Regions from separate parts of the Mus musculus genome. Here all the other regions are linked to region 1. Evidence: chromatin loops called from intact Hi-C (ENCODE). Cell type or tissue: left cerebral cortex. All regions are shown on one strand.

Evidence for each region. A loop is a pair of places that touch in the nucleus more often than their neighbours do. Peaks named below come from ENCODE experiments on the same cell type or tissue, not always from the same donor. Only the 100,000 strongest peaks of a DNase experiment are listed, where the experiment ranks them.
Region 2: a loop joins it to region 1, with 2.7 times the contacts of the local background. A loop is called at or near these places in 5 of 42 quality-filtered maps.
Region 3: it touches region 1 in a loop (6-fold over the local background); 18 of 42 quality-filtered maps call a loop at or near these places.

The regions. Positions count from the first base shown.
Region 1 is chr1:154,883,275-154,885,774 of GRCm38, forward strand. It overlaps a transcript of Cacna1e not described here. Among named protein-coding and RNA genes, the nearest start is that of Gm41976, 27 kb to the right of the region's middle. In left cerebral cortex, no CTCF peak of the experiment used is centred here; a DNase peak (open chromatin) is centred at 1,127; H3K4me3 peaks cover 1,649 bases; H3K27ac peaks cover 1,405 bases.
Region 2 is chr1:154,801,202-154,803,701 of GRCm38, forward strand. It overlaps a transcript of Cacna1e not described here. Among named protein-coding and RNA genes, the nearest start is that of Gm51649, 15 kb to the left of the region's middle. In left cerebral cortex, no CTCF peak of the experiment used is centred here; a DNase peak (open chromatin) is centred at 1,309; H3K27ac peaks cover 452 bases.
Region 3 is chr1:155,005,289-155,007,788 of GRCm38, forward strand. No RefSeq gene overlaps it. Among named protein-coding and RNA genes, the nearest start is that of Gm51650, 7.7 kb to the left of the region's middle. In left cerebral cortex, a CTCF peak has its summit at 1,455 (motif pointing left); a DNase peak (open chromatin) is centred at 1,441.

The DNA.
Region 1 (2,500 bases):
CTTGTTTCCTCGTGATATTCTGCACCCAAGCCCCCATCTCAGAAAAGGACTACATGCCTGCCCTAATTAGCAGCTCCAGAGACAGGCAGGCCACCCTAACCAGTCGCGTCCAAAAGCATATACTGCATCCTTCACAGAAACTTCATTGGAAGCTCAGCCCCTTCCTTAACTCTTTCTCCTTCAACGGTCCCCCCACAGAACTTCCCAGTTTTGGGTACTGGCTAGCTGCTTTTGTCTGGGGTCGTGGAAGGGTTTTGCGATGCTCTAAGACTAATGATAAACCCCAGACCCTCATCTGCTAGGAGTGGGGCTCCATTTCTGTGACAACAGGCAAGAATCCCTAGCTGGGGAGTGAGAAACGTGAGCCCCGAGCTAGATGCTACCCTTGGGACCCCACCAAGGAACATACAGTTTGCTCCTAACAGGGACTATCCCAGCAGGGTCAATTCCTGTAGAAGTTAAAAAGGGAAAGGGCAGCCGAGGAAGAGCTGGCTAAGGAGCCTTCCAAGAGGGTTTGGCCCAGATCCGAGCCTCCGAGGTCCACGCACCCCCAACAGGTAGCAGCAGCAGGGGATTCGCGCTACCTTCGGGAGTGCAGCGCAGCTGGGCTTGTGGCCACCCTGACACAAAGAGCCCCATCCTCGGGAGCAAGAACCTAGCCCCACTCACCTTGAATTAATGCAGAGTCCCGCGCTCAGCTGAAGGAGGGTGTGCTAGTGATCCCGAAGCATCATTGAATTATTTTAAAAGAGCAAAGGGTGGGGGGAGGGGACGGGAGGAAAGGAGAGGGAGGAAAAGGGGGAGGTGGTGAAAATGAAGGGGAAGAAAGATAAAGTCTACAGAAAAATGCACAGGGGAAGGAAAGAAACGGAAAGCAAAATTAATAAATGAGGAAAAGAGACAGTTCGGGGGACGGGGGAAGAAAAAAAAATCTGTCTCCTGCCCACACAGTGCAAAAGAAATTTCTGGCAATCAGAAAGACTTTCACACTTGCCCCTTCAGAGGAGGCAGCTGGGGAAATAAATAACGAAGGAGACGAGAAGACGGGAGGGTATCCAAACGGAGGAGAAATTTCTCTGTCCAGGCAGCGCAGCCCCAGAGAGCTGTGTGGAGCAGGCAGGAGGCGGGCAAGACGAACACGGGAGCGCGCAGTGGCTGCGGGGAGGGGCGGGGGGCAGCACAAGGCTGGGTTTATCCACACATCTGTGTAGTAACCAGGTTAGGGTCCAGACATTTAGGTCAGGGTTTCTGCAAAAAGAAAAAAAAGTTCACTGACCTCAAACTTCCGCGAGTGATTTCCACTGAAGCACTGGATCTCCGGCAGTGCCTCCCCCACCCCGCTCCCTGCGCCCTCACTCCCCGCGCCCTCTCTCCTGCCCTAGACCCCGCTAGAATCCTAACCACTGACCTCACTATGGTAGGAAAAGTGATCCGACGAGCACTCGAGCACTCACTATATCTAACGAGAAATAAAAGCCACTCGGGCTTCCGAAGGCAAGAGCGACCTGGGAGTGGGGGAGGGCATGATCCTTGAGCCCAGCACTGCCCAAGAAAGGGGTCTCCGAGCCAAGGTATAAGCCCCTCTGCAGCCTGTGTGTTCTCCTAGGATCTCCAGGGGCCCCGCTGAGAACTCTAGGGGAAGCCAACCTGTTCTCTGAGGACAGCCTTAAAAATTAGTGAGTCAAACTGGGTTTTCCAAGGCCTGCTAGACTTGAATCTCTGGGGTTTCCTCTCTCCCATTTCTCTGGCTCTCAGCCTGTCTTTCTCAGAACATTGAAAATGTCTCCCAGAGTCATATGGGCAAGCCTTCCTCTGCGCTGACTCCAGCAGAGAGCAGGGTGAGGGAGCCTGGTAGAATGAACAAGAAGAGGACTGGAAGAGGGTAGGAGATAGCACCCGTCCCTCTCTACTCTTATGCCCTGAGCTTAGCCTTGATCGGTCCTCTGAAGGTTTCCTTGAAGGTTTCAAAGTGAATGGGACAATTGGCCTGCTTCATGCTAAGTGTCCTATGACGGACAGCAGGGGCCCTCTCTACTCAACTTTGACAACACCACACCCTACTGGCCTTTGGCCTGATACCGGGAGGAGCTGGGAAACACTGCATGGAAGGAGACAAAAGAGCCAGGAGGCCCAGCAGCTCTTTGCTCTTAGCCCCGAGAGACTGAAATGGAAGTGCAAGCTGACTTGCTCCCACTTTACTTCCCAGGCGGGAAAGTTTGATTAGAAGGTTCACCTTGTGAGCAGCCAGAACGTGGCCTAAAAAGAAGTTAGTCTAGTCTCTGGAAGTGAGATTTTCAGTAAACTGAGTCACAAGCCTCAACATTAAAGCAGACAAAGCTCCACTGGGCATTAGAGGGAAAGGGAAAGGCTGCATCCCAGCTTCCCGGAAGCTAGAAACAGTTCTGTAAATCAGTTTTCCCTGACGAGAAGGTGTGAGGATGTCTAACCATAAAAATGATTCCACAAGACCGCTCAGGGAGTAGAGGTGCTTGCCACCGAC
Region 2 (2,500 bases), 82 kb before region 1:
ATCAAGATGCAGAACTCTTGGCATCTCCAGCACCAAGTCTGCCCACACAATGTCGTGCTTCCCACCACGGATAATGGGCTAAACTTCTGAAACTGTAACCCAGCCCCAATTAAATGTTGTCCTTATAAGAGTTGCCTTGGTCATGGTGTCTCTTCACAGCAGTAAAACCCTAACTAAGAGAATGTGGAAAACACTTCTTCCATAAGCCTGGGGTCCTAATAGTCCTTTATACTTCAGAGGACCTCAGCTTTCCACCTCAAGATACTACTTTAGGTATATAGGAATCAAAAAGGATGCTTTCCCAGTGCTCCCAGTGTGCTTCCAGTGTGCTCCCAGTGTGCTCCCAGTGTGGGATAGAGCCTTGACCCACACCACTTGAATGATTTGAATGCCAAGGTTCCTTTGGGCACACAGAGCACATGGGAGGAAAAATGTCCAGGCTAAGCTTAATGAGGAGGAGAAATGAAGGAGAAAATATTTTTCAAGTCTTGCCAAGACTGTCTACCTTTAGGTGGGATCTTCCACAGGTGATGTATGCACGTATTCCTTTGGTGCTAAGAACCACCATGCGCTCTGTGTGCTCAGAGGAACCTTGGCATTCAAATCATGCAAGTGGTGTGGGACGAGGCTCTATCCCACACAGGGAGCACACTGGGAACACTAGGGTAGCATCCTTTTTGATCCCTGCACACACCTGACCCCTAGCTATCTTCTGCCTTCCCTAATATGAGCCACAAACCAAACCGTAAACCAGAAAAGCAAAGAACATGGAATGGTTATAAATTTTAATGTTCAACCATATTATTTTATAGATGAGGAGGATAAGATCCAAAAGTTAAAGAGACCCACCCAGGGCCACACTGCTAGTAAACCAGACTTAGATTTCAAGACTTAGCTCCCATTTTTGTTTTTATCACACTCTTTGTGCTTCATGAAGCAGAATCCAGCGATGCCACGCCTATATCCTCGTCACTAATTAACAGAGTTATTGTAAGGAAAAGCCTAGATTCCCTGCCTTCCTTTTCCATCACCTGGACTCATCTTTCCAGATATGATACCCAAGCCTTCCGGGAGCTGAGTTGAGCAGTGGTCAGCAAGGTTGAGTCAAGCCAATGGGGTAGGGGGAGGGAAAATGTCCAGGCTAAGCTTAATGAGGAAGAGAAATGAAGGAGAAAATATTTTTCAAGTCTTGCCAACAGCTGGGTGGGTCCCCAGAAAGAGTGACTCATGCTCTCGCACTGTCATTCTGTCTCTGCATTTGATGGGTTTTAAATTTATCCTTTATTCCTACAATGTTTAAATGTCTCTCCCCCACCATACACATGCGTGCACCCCTCCCCTGACAGCTCCCACTCCCTCTCCAGACTTTAGCACCTCCAGCAATTCCAAGTATTCTTGGACTCTGGTCTACAGTCTCCTCCCCGCTTCTAAGCCCATTGTAGACAAGGCTCCCAGGCCACTAGCTCTCCCAGGGCAACCAGAAGCCAGGGTCTGGCTTTGTATATCTGTTTCCCAGCTATCCCCACCCCCATCCTTCCTGGATTTCCCCTTCCCTGACACTTTGCCAATCTAAATCACGTCTTTGCCAGAATTACAACAGCAATAATATGCACGACAGAGCTCTGGCTTCAACAGAATCAATTTACAAATATCAAAACATGAAATTATCTCATCTTTCCTTTAAGAATTCTTGTTAAGCAACCCTTCTATTATTGACATAAACGTTCATCATGGAAATCTGTCACCTCCACCACTGCCAAGCAGGCCAGTGCCCTGGTCTTGCTATTGTCACACTCATAGAACATCTTCCCCATCCAGCAACTCATAAGCGACAGTCTGCACCTTCTAGGAAAGGGCATTTGACTCTACCCTATCTTAGCCCTCCCCACCCCCATTCCCAAACACTGTCTTTCCTTGAATTCCCTGAGAAAACAAATTCTGTCTTGTCTATCTGTTTAAATCAGTGCCTAGTACCGAGCTTAACATGGAATAAATGCTTAGATGGTCTTTAGAGCTGTTTCCCCAATATTCTGGTTAACCCTGGCCCACAAGAACAGAGACGGAAACACACTTGACTTCTAATGGTTGAGTAGGACCACTTAATGGTTCTGTCCAGTGGATTGTGAATAGAAATTATGACTATATAATTATGTGAATAGACGTTTGACTGAGAAATGGTCCTCAGAGTCTCAGACATTTGAATACTTGACCCCAAGTTAACAGCTCTGTTTGGGAGGTTTAGGAGGTAAGGCCTTGTTTTACGTCACTGGAGACAGACATGAAAAGGCATGCATCATTTCAAAAGTGCCCCCACTGTTTTGTGCTGGTGGTTTGAGATGTAAACTATTTTTCTTTTACGGAAAATAGATTTTTTTCATATACTATCATTTTATTATGGTTCCCCTCCCCCTACTCCTCCCAGTTCCTTCCCACATCACCTCCCATACAAATTCACAAATAGGCATCTAAGGGGTAATAATACAGTAAAATACAGTGAAAT
Region 3 (2,500 bases), 120 kb after region 1:
CCTGCTCACTGGGAGGCCAGCCCCACACTTCAGACGTACACACCCCTCCCTACCCCCCTGCAGACAGAAGCAGCTAGAAGGAAGCCAGGAGACAAGGAAGCCACCACTGGTGGGCAGCAGCATGCAGTGCCAAGCTGGGGGTTGCTGGCAGCAGCTGAGGTGTCAGGGGACACAGGAGATTGGGGGGAGGGCACGGCTTATGCTATTGGAAGCACACAGGGAGGCAGCCTCAGAGCTAGGGTTGGCAGGACCATGGTGGATTTGATGTTCTGTCGGGAGAAAGCCAGAGAGACTCCTTTTCCCATGTGTAGGCATCACTTTTACATTTGGTGTGGCAACCTTGGCATGTCCTCTATTCTGCTCTAAAGACTTAGAACAAGTTGGGGAGGAGCCAAGGAGATCTTGATGCCCGTGTCTCAGCCCCTACCCCACCAGCCTCTAGTGATACAAACTTAAGTTCATAAGCCTGGGCAGCAGCACTTGGGTAGCCCAAGGAACACAACCACACCACTCCTTCTGAAAACCAGCCCAGGATACGACAGTCCACGACCACAGCATTTTGAAAAGATGAAATATGCCTCATCTCTGGAAGGATCCATGCAAGAATCAACAAGTTAACCCTCCATGGTTCAGAGAAAGCTCAGGAGGAGAGATGTATGGCTCACCCAGAGTCACAGAAGGAGCCCAAGAGCCCAGATGTAAACCCAAGGGAAGGGTCTCTGCACAGCTGTTATCATGCATAAGCAATCCCCACCACGTGATCTGCTCACATAGCTCTCAGTTTGATGTTGACATGTTTATTGAGCATATACTATGTGCCAGGCCCTGTGCCAGACACTAGAAATACAAAGATGGCCGTGGGATGTGTAGTCTCTGCTTTCACAGACTTTGTAGTTCACTGGGAAAGCTGACATGAAACCAGATCTTTAGAACAAGCAGAGCCATTTTAAGGGGTAGGTGAGATCAAGTTACTTCCTCTTACTTTCCGGGTACTTTCCGAGTAATGCCTTAGCCCATTTTGTAGGAAAGGAAATCGAGGTTGCGAGAATTAACCACTCATCTCCGTGGTCACATTAGCTAGAGAGACTCACGCTGTCTCCTCTGTATATCTCTGCTCACTGGTAGCTTGGAATTCACCAATACGTGGGTAACTAACGCCTAAAAACACCAGAACTCGGGTTCTGTTTAGCCTGGGTGCAAAGCCAAGTCAGAAACCAAGGGCCTCCCCAGAAAACCCTGCAGAACTTTGTATGGAATGAAGGCTCCTCTCTCTAAGGCTGCTCTCTTACATGAACACCATCTCTACTCCAGCTCTGGGCTGTAAGCCCCGGTAGCCATGGCCCCGGTAGCTTCCAGAACACACAGATTTGCTGAGGACTAGGTTAGCCACTTGGTCTGAAACAGCATTGTACACGCGGGACACAGCACCACCCAGTGGCAACATGAGGAACCGGCCGCAGAGGCCGGAGGCACCAGGCGCACCCTGGCGGCCTGTAGGAAAAGAAAACTCCAGGAACGAGTAAGCTTGGAAACCCCTGTACAGAGCCGTGTACAGGCTCTTTTTCTCTCTATGGGTTGGACACGCCTAACTCCAAAGTACCCTTCCCTAGAAGAATATCTTGCCTGGGTGTGTGGCTCCTTCTCCTATGATGTAGCCCTGGCTCTCTTACACCCATGGGGAAAAGCACCCAAGATTCATTGTGTATGGTGCAGTCAGTCTTGGGGTTCCATTCTGCAGTCGGGGAGGGGGGCTGCAGGAGGCGGGGTAGAGGAGAGAAAACTGAAAATCTGCTCAGCTTCCTTCCCAGCAGGGATGTAAGCCTCAAAGGGCTGGAGAACAAAACAATCATTATTCAAATTTTCTGCTTCATAATAACCTTAGCAACCATGTGGTTACAATTTTATGAATCTTAAATGTCCCCCGAAGGCATGAGTTGAAAACTTCATTGCCAGTGAGGGACAGGACCAGGAGGTGGTAAAAGTCCTTAGGAGGTGGGACCCAGCGGAAGGGAGTGAGGTCATGGGGGTTATACCTTGCAAGGCATGACAACAGTCATATCCAGTCATAATCTCCACCCCTCTCTTTCTCCCTCTCTCCTTCCCTCCCCCTTTCTCCAGATGCCATGAATTAAATAGTTTTGCTCAACCATACAACCATACTCCCCAACACACACACACACACACACACACACACACACACACCATGTTCTGCCTCCCTACAGGCCCAAAATGATGGCATCTAGTGACAGTAGACTTACACCTCAGAGACCATGAGCTTAAATAACCCCTTCCTTCTTATAAGTAGCTTGCTTCACATACGCAAAAAGAAGTGGAAAGCAGGGTAGCAAGCCCGTGGGGTCCAAGCGAGTACCAGTGCATTTAGAGAGCATCATCCCCAGGCCCTGACTATGACACATTCCTCACACAACATCGTTCATTTGTTATTGCCCACCCACCCACTGAGATCCAAATACTCAAAGTTCCAAAGAGAAAATTTTAA